Regions from separate parts of the Homo sapiens genome. Here region 2 is linked to region 1. Evidence: read pairs that join two places in POLR2A ChIA-PET (ENCODE). Cell type or tissue: K562. All regions are shown on one strand. Links, peaks and the distances in the headings refer to the core of each region. The heading gives the core; the rest is flanking DNA. Region 1 overlaps MUC5AC (mucin 5AC, oligomeric mucus/gel-forming). Region 2 overlaps MUC2 (mucin 2, oligomeric mucus/gel-forming).

The links. ChIA-PET counts read pairs that join two places held together with the same protein. Peaks named below come from ENCODE experiments on the same cell type or tissue, not always from the same donor. Only the 100,000 strongest peaks of a DNase experiment are listed, where the experiment ranks them.
Region 2: POLR2A ChIA-PET joins it to region 1 with 6 read pairs; 2 of 35 experiments call an interaction of 5 or more read pairs at or near these places.

What each region holds. Positions count from the first base shown.
Region 1 is chr11:1,194,648-1,200,005 of GRCh38, forward strand. MUC5AC (mucin 5AC, oligomeric mucus/gel-forming) reads left to right here. Exons shown (of 49, transcript NM_001304359.2): 35 at 1-23; 36 at 365-632; 37 at 1,229-1,407; 38 at 1,741-1,828; 39 at 1,970-2,073; 40 at 2,230-2,261; 41 at 2,821-2,992; 42 at 3,256-3,357; 43 at 3,621-3,658; 44 at 4,227-4,349; 45 at 4,440-4,538; 46 at 4,724-4,843; 47 at 5,048-5,117; 48 at 5,208-5,322. Among named protein-coding and RNA genes, the nearest start is that of MUC5B, 26 kb to the right of the region's middle. In K562, for the core only: no CTCF peak of the experiment used is centred there; no DNase peak of the experiment used is centred there; H3K27me3 peaks cover 2,273 bases.
Region 2 is chr11:1,085,719-1,091,034 of GRCh38, forward strand. It overlaps MUC2 (mucin 2, oligomeric mucus/gel-forming), which reads left to right. Exons shown (of 58, transcript NM_002457.5): 18 at 27-127; 19 at 528-679; 20 at 1,017-1,155; 21 at 2,037-2,147; 22 at 2,229-2,408; 23 at 2,540-2,779; 24 at 3,791-3,947; 25 at 4,224-4,355; 26 at 5,046-5,193. Among named protein-coding and RNA genes, the nearest start is that of MUC2, 14 kb to the left of the region's middle. In K562, for the core only: no CTCF peak of the experiment used is centred there; a DNase peak (open chromatin) is centred at 3,053; H3K27me3 peaks cover 1,234 bases.

The DNA.
Region 1 (5,358 bases), core at 70-5,069:
CAACAACACCGAGGGCCAGTGCGGTGAGGCCACAGGGCTCCCGGGCATCGTCTGGCATTCGCGGGGGCGGGGGTGCCGGGCAGGGGCGAGGCCACCACGTGCCGCGTGTGCCGGTGTCTCTGCTTTCTGGCTGCTCTGCTGAGTGCAGGCCACAGGCATGAGGCTTACGCCTGCCGGTACCTGCAGCTCCCCAGTACCATAGGGACTGTCCCAGGGTTGTTCTCGGGGGACAGTGAGGCACAGGCAGGGCCCGCTGCAGTTCACCAAGTTGTGACCCTGAGACACCAGGGTCCTGTCCCCCAGCTGGGGGTGGGGCCAGCCGGCTCTGCTGTCCAGCAGCCTGACCCCCACCGCGTCTGCCCAGGCACTTGCACCAACGACAGGAAGGATGAGTGCCGCACGCCTAGGGGGACGGTGGTCGCTTCCTGCTCCGAGATGTCCGGCCTCTGGAACGTGAGCATACCCGACCAGCCAGCCTGCCACCGGCCTCACCCGACGCCCACCACGGTCGGGCCCACCACAGTTGGGTCTACCACGGTCGGGCCCACCACAGTTGGGTCTACCACGGTCGGGCCCACCACACCGCCTGCTCCGTGCCTGCCATCACCCATCTGCCAGCTGATTCTGAGCAAGTGAGACTTGGGTGCAAGGGAGGGAGGGTCAGTGTGGCCGCCCCACCTCCCACCCTTCCAAGGGCTGGAGGGGAAGAAGCGCATTTTCAGGGGGCTCCTGAGAGGAAACGAGAGCTGCTGGTACCACAGACCAAGGAGGGGTGGGTGTTGGGGAGAAGTGGGTGCCGGGGAGGGGTGGGCAGTGGGGAGGGGCGGGTGCCGGGAAGGGGTGGTTGTGGCTGGAATGCTGCCAAGGGGTCACCAGGGTTGGCCGGCTGGGCCGTCTCTGAGGCTCTCTGCTGGCTCAGGTGTATGGACGGGGGCATCGGTCACCACCCCCAGGCAGCTTCCAGGTTTGCAGGGCAGGGGCTGGGGGGGCCAGGAAGAAGAACTTGCAGAAATAAATGGATGATGCCATCTGGACCCCCACCCCCCGCCCCCAAGCACACAGAATGTGTGGAAGGAGCCCGTCCGGGGATACAGGAGGGCGGCCACACACCAGTGGCTGCTCTGGGACTCGCCTCGCCTGGAGACTGCCCTGAAGCCTGGGAGCCTGACGTGGAGCAGGCAGGTGGCCGGAGAGGCTGCACCCAGCACCCTGCCCATCCCTCCCACAGGGTCTTTGAGCCGTGCCACACTGTGATCCCCCCACTGCTGTTCTATGAGGGCTGCGTCTTTGACCGGTGCCACATGACGGACCTGGATGTGGTGTGCTCCAGCCTGGAGCTGTACGCGGCACTCTGTGCGTCCCACGACATCTGCATCGATTGGAGAGGCCGGACCGGCCACATGTGCCGTGAGTGCCACCACTGTCCTCAGGGTCCCAAGTCGCTTGTGAGGGGCACAGGCACGCCGGACGGACCAACAGGGTGGGCTCGGGCAGTCAGGGGGGGACCTGGAGGAGGAGGGGGCAGCCCCAGGGCAGAGTGCACCCAGTTCCCTGGAGAGAAGGGAGGGCGTCCACGTCTGGGAGCCCGTGGCGGGGCACTGGGGTGTGGGAGGCCGTAGCCAGGCCCAGGCCCACAGGTGGCTGCGGGCAGCTCCGGAGCAGATGTTGGTGCCCAGCGGCCCGCGTTGCTCTGGGTGGGTGCCCTCCCACCCTCTCAGGTGTGGCTTCCCCTCCCCACAGCATTCACCTGCCCAGCCGACAAGGTGTACCAGCCCTGCGGCCCGAGCAACCCCTCCTACTGCTACGGGAATGACAGCGCCAGCCTCGGGTAGGCACCCTCCCTCCTGGCCCTGCCATGGGCTGCTGGAGCCACCCAGTCCCCAGCCTCCCGCTGCATCTCCCACTCCCAGGCTGGGGTCCTTCTCACCGGAGGGAAAAAGGAGACCCACCAACCCTATGCTCTCTACAGGGCTCTGCCGGAGGCCGGCCCCATCACCGAAGGCTGCTTCTGTCCGGAGGGCATGACCCTCTTCAGCACCAGTGCCCAAGTCTGCGTGCCCACGGGCTGCCCCAGTACGTGCCCCAGGCCGGGGCTGGGGGGTGTGGCAGGACTGGGCCTGTGACTGTTGGCCAGGTCCTGGGGTCTACCCTGGCCCCAATATGGGACCCTGCCTCTCGCCCCTATTGTGGTGGCTGACCCCCAGTAACCTCAGATCTCTCTCCTTCCAGGGTGTCTGGGGCCCCACGGAGAGCCGGTGAAGGTGAGTGGAAGGCATGGCCCAAGAGGGCACTGGGGTCCAAGAGCCCGAGGAGGGAGGCTCTTGAAACACCGGCCCCAGAAATGGTCAGGTGGGGCTCAGGGGTCGGGGTGTCCTCTCTGTGTCAGAGGCCCAGAGAAAGGGCTGCGGGAGGAGCCGGGCTCCCAGAAAGACTCGGGATCTCCCTTCCCAGGTACCCACTCTGTCCGTATTGGGGACGGTGCCGGGGCGTCTGTCCTGGTGTTGCTCTGTGGGTGGGTGCTGGCCCCGAGGCTGGCTGTGCTCTTCCCTTCCTTGGGACGCCCCTTCTGCCCAGCCAAGACTGTGGAGGTGTGAGGTGGGGGGCGCAGGCCAGTCACCCCACAGCCTGCCCACCTTGCAGAGCTTTGTGCCCATCCCTGGGCCCTACCCTGCACTTTTGAAGCCCTACTCCTGCTGGGTCCTCAGTGCAGGCCACACGGCCTCCACACCTGGCTGCCCCGGCACTGCATGAGCCGGGGTGGCTGCTGCACCCCTGGGTGGAGCCGCTGCGGACGCTGGACCTCAGTCCCCTTCCTTGCAGGTGGGCCACACCGTCGGCATGGACTGCCAGGAGTGCACGTGTGAGGCGGCCACGTGGACGCTGACCTGCCGACCCAAGCTCTGCCCGCTGCCCCCTGCCTGCCCCCTGCCCGGCTTCGTGCCTGTGCCTGCAGCCCCACAGGCCGGCCAGTGCTGCCCCCAGTACAGCTGCGGTAAGCCCTTTGCTGGGTGAGGGGCATGGTGTGGCAGGCAGGTGACCCGGAGCCCACTCGGCCCGGACTTTGCTGCTGCCTTGGGGCGTGCACCTGGGGACAGTGCCTACGAGGGCGTCCCCTCCTCCGCTTCCGCAACAGCCTCATCTGGAGACCCCCGAGCGGGCTGTCTAGGCGGTCCGCAATCCTAGAGACCCCAGGGGGTGGGCCTTCGGGTGGGGGCGGGGGACAGACTCCTAATTGCCTCACTCCCGCCCCCGCAGCCTGCAACACCAGCCGCTGCCCCGCGCCCGTGGGCTGTCCTGAGGGCGCCCGCGCGATCCCGACCTACCAGGAGGGGGCCTGCTGCCCAGTCCAAAACTGCAGTGAGTGGCCTGGACCAGGCCCTGTCAGGGGCCGTGGGCTGGGGTCTCCACCTGGGATTTTGGGGGGCCATAACCAGATGCCAGTGCGGCTTGTCCACTGCGGGTCTGTGGCTCTGGACTGAGCCTTCCGCAGAGATGAGGCTGGACAAACCCCAGTGGCGAGCCCGGGAATGAGGCGCCCAGGAGGCTGCAGGGGCGGGAATGCTGAGGGTGAGGGGAGAGTGGGCGGCGGGGGGTGCAGCTGCTTGTCTTCTCGTGGGCAGGCTGGACAGTGTGCAGCATCAACGGGACCCTGTACCAGGTAAGAGCCACGGAGCTCAGACCCCCTCAGCCATAGGGACGGAGCTTCCCACTGACCCTGAGGCCCAGGTAGACTTTGGAGCAACTGCCAACTCCGGCCGAGGCCAGGGACTCGAGTCTCTGCAGACACAGCCCACTATCAAGTGTGGCTGAGGCCCGAGGTCGGCCCCAGGTCCCGGAAATATGGACATCTACACCCTGGCCTGCCTGGCTCCGGGGGGCTCCGGGGGACTTTGCCTCTCCTGGCACCACAGCACAGCCAGGCCTGGATCCCACGGCTCTGTCCTGAGCCGGCTGAGTATGTGGCCCTGCAGAGTGTGTGGCCTTGTTGGGCACCCCATCCAAGGGGGTGCAGCGTGGGGCTCTGCTCTAGGGATGGGGACCCTGGGCTGTGGCCTCTGCACCAAGAGGTGCCACCACGAGTCACCCCAGGGGTGCAACTCGGCCTGGTAGGAAGCGGCCTGGAGGGGGATGTCTGGGAAGTTGGGGGCAGCAAGCCAGTGGGGAGGCAGGGGCGGGTCTCCCCAGGGCCCAAGCTCATGAGTGTCTGCTGCCCTGGCTCTCCCCAGCCCGGCGCCGTGGTCTCCTCGAGCCTGTGCGAAACCTGCAGGTGTGAGCTGCCGGGTGGCCCCCCATCGGACGCGTTTGTGGTCAGCTGTGAGACCCAGATCTGCAACACACACTGCCCTGTGGTGAGCGCTCCCACCCTGCCCCGACCCTGCCCTGGCTCTTGGGGGGCAGCGGTCGCCTGGATTCCAGCCACATGTCCATCCCTCCCGCAGGGCTTCGAGTACCAGGAGCAGAGCGGGCAGTGCTGTGGCACCTGTGTGCAGGTCGCCTGTGTCACCAACACCAGCAAGAGCCCCGCCCACCTCTTCTACGTGAGTAGTGGCTGCCACAAAGAGGAAGGGCAGGGTCTGGGAGCACTGGGGCATGTGGGGACCTGTCGTTGCCAGGCATGCGTCTGGCAGAGGCTGGGGACTCTCTGGAAGCCCACGGGCTGGGGTGCAGACAGAGGGACAGACGGAGGGAGGGTCACTCACCCCGGGGCCTGGCCTCCCTCCAGCCCGGCGAGACCTGGTCAGACGCAGGGAACCACTGTGTGACCCACCAGTGTGAGAAGCACCAGGATGGGCTCGTGGTGGTCACCACGAAGAAGGCGTGCCCCCCGCTCAGCTGTTCTCTGGTGAGGTCCAGGATCCCCGCTCCAGCCAAGGGGGGCTTCACCCCTAGATGGGTTTGGGGGGCTGTGATCATCCCTGCAGCGCCAGCAGACACCCCCTCCTGCTTGGGGCTGTCCACTCCTGAGCCTGGCCCCATGTCCCCATCCCTCACTTCTGTGGGGGCCGCCGAGCGCCTCGGCACTGAGGGCGCCCCTCTGTCGGCACAGGACGAGGCCCGCATGAGCAAGGACGGCTGCTGCCGCTTCTGCCCGCCGCCCCCGCCCCCGTACCAGAACCGTGAGTACCCAGCCTGCTGGGCGGGGCGGGCTCCACCCTCAGAGGTCTAGGAGCAGCTGGGCTGGTCCTAAACCCTGTGTTCCTCTCCAGAGTCGACCTGTGCTGTGTACCATAGGAGCCTGATCATCCAGCAGCAGGGCTGCAGCTCCTCGGAGCCCGTGCGCCTGGCTTACTGCCGGGGGAACTGTGGGGACAGCTCTTCCATGTACGTGCCTGGGCAGCAGGCAGGGAGACGCGATTG
Region 2 (5,316 bases), core at 1-5,000, 110 kb before region 1:
GCTGAGGTGGCCCCTCCGTCCCACAGGCTGCACGGCCCCAAAGATCCACATGGACTGCAGCAACCTGACTGCACTGGCCACCTCGAAGCCCCGAGCCCTCAGCTGCCAGACGCTGGCCGCCGGCTATGTGCGTGTTGGGGGCGCTGCTGTGGGCGGGCAGGGATTCCTGGCTGGCTGAGCCTGGCTCTTGTGCTGTGCCCCCGCTAGGGTCTGGGTGCCGAGTCCTGAGGACGCAGGCCCTGTTGATGCTGTCCCTGGCCCTGGGAGGGAAGTGGCAGCCTGTGAGCCACTGGGGCACAGGGGCCAGTGTAGGGCCCTTGGCCGGCAGCCCTCACCAGTCTCACTGCCCTGTGGCGGGCCCAAGGGGAGGGAAGCCTGAGCCCAGGCCAGGGGGAGTGGTGGGAGGTCTGGGACATGACAGAGACTGCATGGTCAGGCCTTTCCTGGTTGCACATCCAATCCTGACCCCAGGGAGGGCTGCAGCCTCACCTGTCCACCCCTGAACCCCACTCTCTGGCTGTCCCCAGTACCACACAGAGTGTGTCAGTGGCTGTGTGTGCCCCGACGGGCTGATGGATGACGGCCGGGGTGGCTGCGTGGTGGAGAAGGAATGCCCTTGCGTCCATAACAACGACCTGTATTCTTCCGGCGCCAAGATCAAGGTGGACTGCAATACCTGGTAAGCTGGCCCGGCCTGTCCTGGCTGCCTCCCAGGCCCCACGTGCTCCGCAGGGGTGGCCACTGGAGAGCGGTCCAAGGGGCAAGTGCCTCTCCTGGGGGTTCCGCCTGGGTCTTGCGAGATCCTGTGGTGGCCCCTGTCCCACGGGCAGGGTGGTCTCTCATGTCAACCGCTGGTCTTGAAGCCATGGGGGAAGGGACATTTGGAGCCACTTTTGGGGCCTGCAGGTGTCCTGTGTGGGAGGCACAGGGAGCTGTCTGCACGGTGCCCAGGGTCTCCTCCAGCCACCCATGAGCAGGTCCTGGGTCCCTTCAGGCTCCTCTCCTGTCCTCCTCAGCACCTGCAAGAGAGGACGCTGGGTGTGCACCCAGGCTGTGTGCCATGGCACCTGCTCCATTTACGGGAGTGGCCACTACATCACCTTTGACGGGAAGTACTACGACTTTGACGGACACTGCTCCTACGTGGCTGTTCAGGTGTGGTCACGGGCACTGCCTGGTCGGGCTGCTTATGGTCAGGGACCCTCTGCCTGCCCCAAGTGCAGTGCTTAGCTCCCCGAGAAACCCTGAGACTTGGGAAGGCCGGCCTTTCCTCAGCCCCAGACCCGCACCTGCACCCGCAGGAGGATTCGTTCTTCTAGCCAGGGCTGGGTAGGGGTGGTAAAACCCCTCTGTACTGCCCAGTTCTGTGGTTCTCCTCTGGGTCCTCCTCCGGGTCCTCCTCCGGGTCCTCATCTGGGTCCTCCCTCCTCTGGCCTCCTCTGGGTCCTCCCTCCTCTGGGTCCTCCTCTGGGTCCTCCCTCCTCTGGCCTCCTCTGGGTCCTCCCTCCTCTGGGTCCTCCCTCCTCTGGGTCCTCCTCCAGGTCCTCCTCTGGGTCCTCCCTCCTCTGGGTCCTCCCTCCTCTGGGTCCTCCTCCAGGTCCTCCTCTGGGTCCTCCCTCCTCTGGGTCCTCCTCTGGGTCCTCCTCTGAGTCCTCCCTCCTCTGGGTCCTCCTCTAGGTCCTCCTCTGTGGTCCTCATTTGGGTCCTCCTCTGGGTCCTCCTCTGGGTCCTTCTCTGGGTGCACAAGGTGGGTGCACCAGCCATGGGGACTGAGGGCACCTGTTTGGGGAGCTGAGTAAAGGCCAGGGCTAGGCCGCTGCCCGCGCGGCTCTCCAGATCCAAATCCCACAGCCCTTTGAGGCACCGTGATCCCCAGGGACAGGGGACAGGCCTGCAGCAGGGTCAGGTCCTTGGATGGGCCAGGCCAGGGCCTGGTTTGTCTGCTCAGTGGCTGTGACCCTGCCAACTGGGGCGGGTGTGCCCCGGGACACCTGGGGTCCAGCTGTCCTGGCTGACCTTGCCCTCCTGGCCCCCAGGACTACTGCGGCCAGAACTCCTCACTGGGCTCATTCAGCATCATCACCGAGAACGTCCCCTGTGGCACTACGGGCGTCACCTGCTCCAAGGCCATCAAGATCTTCATGGGGGTGAGTGCTGCTGGCCCTGGGGACGCGTGAGCCCTGCGGGACCCTCAGACCAGCCAGTGACTGGGCCTCTCCTCCGGGCAGAGGACGGAGCTGAAGTTGGAAGACAAGCACCGTGTGGTGATCCAGCGTGATGAGGGTCACCACGTGGCCTACACCACGCGGGAGGTGGGCCAGTACCTGGTGGTGGAGTCCAGCACGGGCATCATCGTCATCTGGGACAAGAGGACCACCGTGTTCATCAAGCTGGCTCCCTCCTACAAGGTGGGCTGCCTCCCTGCCTGCCCTGCCCCCTCCTGGCCAGCCCCCCACCCCCTGCCCTGGTGTTTGCAGGACAAGCCCCTGTCCTCCCTCCAGCCCCTTTTTGGAGCCCCTGTGATGCTTGTCTCTTGCAGGGCACCGTGTGTGGCCTGTGTGGGAACTTTGACCACCGCTCCAACAACGACTTCACCACGCGGGACCACATGGTGGTGAGCAGCGAGCTGGACTTCGGGAACAGCTGGAAGGAGGCCCCCACCTGCCCAGATGTGAGCACCAACCCCGAGCCCTGCAGCCTGAACCCGCACCGCCGCTCCTGGGCCGAGAAGCAGTGCAGCATCCTCAAAAGCAGCGTGTTCAGCATCTGCCACAGCAAGGTGGGCTGGCCGGGCCATGGTGGGGCAAGTAGGCAGAGGAGGGCTGTAGGTGGGCTGTGACTGTGGGCTGGGGCCATGGGCGGGGCCGACTGTAGGCAGAGCAGGGCTGTAGGGGGCCTGTGACTATAGGCCGGGGCATGGCGGGGCTAACTAGGCAGAGCAGGGCTGTAGGTGGGCTACAGCTGTGGGCGGGGCCATGGGCGGGGCCGACTAAGCAGAGCAGGGCTGTAGGTGGGCTATAGCTGTGGGCGGGGCCACGGGCGGGGCCGACTGTAGGCAGAGCAGGGCTGTAGGTGGACTATAGCTGTGGGCGGGGCCATGGGCGGGGCCGACTGTAGGCAGAGCAGGGCTGTAGGTGGGCTGTGGCTGTGGGCGGGGCCGACTAGGCAGAGCGGGGCTATGGGCTGACTGTGGACGTGGTGAGGGTGCCGTAGAGCATGCTAATGACCAGGGCGTGGTCATAGCAGGGTAGGGTCTTGGGTGCTCCTGGGGCTGGGGGGCTTCTCCACATGCTCCCCACACCTTCAGGAGTCGCCCTGCTGCGTCACGCACCACACGGCGCTTGTCCTCCAGCTTTGGCTCTGGCCGCTGCCTCCTTTGGTCACATGACCGTATAATCGGCCTCCCCTCTGAGACCCTGGGCTGGACCCCCGGCCTCCCTCTGCCTCCCCAGGCTCAGATATTCACCCGGAGGGAGAAAGGACATGTGTCCCCCATGCCCACACATCCCCAGCTACAGGCAGCTGGGGAGGACGGGTTCTAGGATGGCCATGTTACAGCTGAGGATGCAGAGGGGTTGGGTGATGGGTCTGCACAGCCACGGCGGGACAGGTGTCTCTGGACCCTCTCCCCAAGGTTGGCCCTGCCGGGGCCCTGGCTGGCTGGTGCTGGGTAATGTGCCCTGTCCCAGGAGCAGGGCCGGCCTCAGGGTCCTGAGCTCCAGGGCACTGGGGAAGTCCTGGCTCCATGAGGGCAGCACGGGCCCAGGACAGACCAGGGTGTTCTCCCCAGGTGGACCCCAAGCCCTTCTACGAGGCCTGTGTGCACGACTCGTGCTCCTGTGACACGGGTGGGGACTGTGAGTGCTTCTGCTCTGCCGTGGCCTCCTACGCCCAGGAGTGTACCAAAGAGGGGGCCTGCGTGTTCTGGAGGACGCCGGACCTGTGCCGTAAGAGCCTGCCCGAACTGCACTCAGGGCCGGGACGGGGGCTGGGAGGTGCTGTATTGCGGGCCGGGGTGACACTCCTTGTCCATCCAGGTGATGGGTGTGCATCACCCACCCTTTCCCCGACTTCTCCAGTGTCCTTCTTTGGGGCCCTGTGGGACCCGGGTTGGCAGAGCAAGCTTGATGCGTCTGCGTCCCAGCCCCCGACCCCAGATTCGCCCTCACCCCGGCCCAGGCCTGAGCCCTCCTGCGTCTGACCCTGGCCCTGTCTCCCCCAAGCCATATTCTGCGACTACTACAACCCTCCGCATGAGTGTGAGTGGCACTATGAGCCATGTGGGAACCGGAGCTTCGAGACCTGCAGGACCATCAATGGCATCCACTCCAACATCTCCGTGTCCTACCTGGAGGGTGAGCAGGGTGGGGCGGGCTTCAGCGGGGGTGATGGCCGAGGGGCCTGGAGGCTGAGTGGGGCAGCCCTCGGGAGAGGCAACAGTCCACTGGCCTGGAGGGTGAGCCAGGCGGCCCTCGGGGGAGGCTACGGCCGACGGGCCTGGCACTGTGGGGCTGAAGGCTGATGTCTGGAGACCCATGGGGACACCCGGAGGGAGGCCTGACCCTCAGGGTACCCACAGCCCAGGGCAGCCAGGCTCCCCTTGCTGCAGGATCAGGAGGGAAGCAGGCTATCGTGGAAACTGGGAGTGGCAGGGGTGGGAGGTGCTGAGGTTCGTGCAGAGCAGGGCGGGTTGGGGAGCATTTCAGGCACAGGTCAGGGGAGGCCCCTGCCGGGTGCTGGTGTCTGAGCTGAGAACCAGTGACGTGAAGGAGGGACTGGTGGGAAGTTTGGGAGGAGTATCCCGCCATGGGAGAGGAACATGGGTCTTGGGACTCAGGGCTGCTCGGGGGGCCCGATGAGACTGGGCAGGGCTCCTCAGCAGGCAGCGTTCAGGGCTCAGTGGGGTGGGGAGATCCAGGCCCTGCCTTTCCAATCCCCGGCCTTCCCAGAGGGGCATCCTGCAGAGAAGGGCCTGCCAGGGTAGGGACGGTGGGTGGGGTGTGGTGGACTGCGGTGGTCCCAACCCTATGCCCTGTGTCCACCAGGCTGCTACCCCCGGTGCCCCAAGGACAGGCCCATCTATGAGGAGGATCTGAAGAAGTGTGTCACTGCAGACAAGTGTGGCTGCTATGTCGAGGACACCCACTACCCACCTGGAGCATCGGTTCCCACCGAGGAGACCTGCAAGTCCTGGTACCTAAGCCCACGTGGCAGGGGGCCTGGGGGAGCTGCACATATGGGCACATGAGTACACACACACGTGTGAGCACACAGTGTACACAGTACACAGACACACAACCGTTCCACATGGGTGCA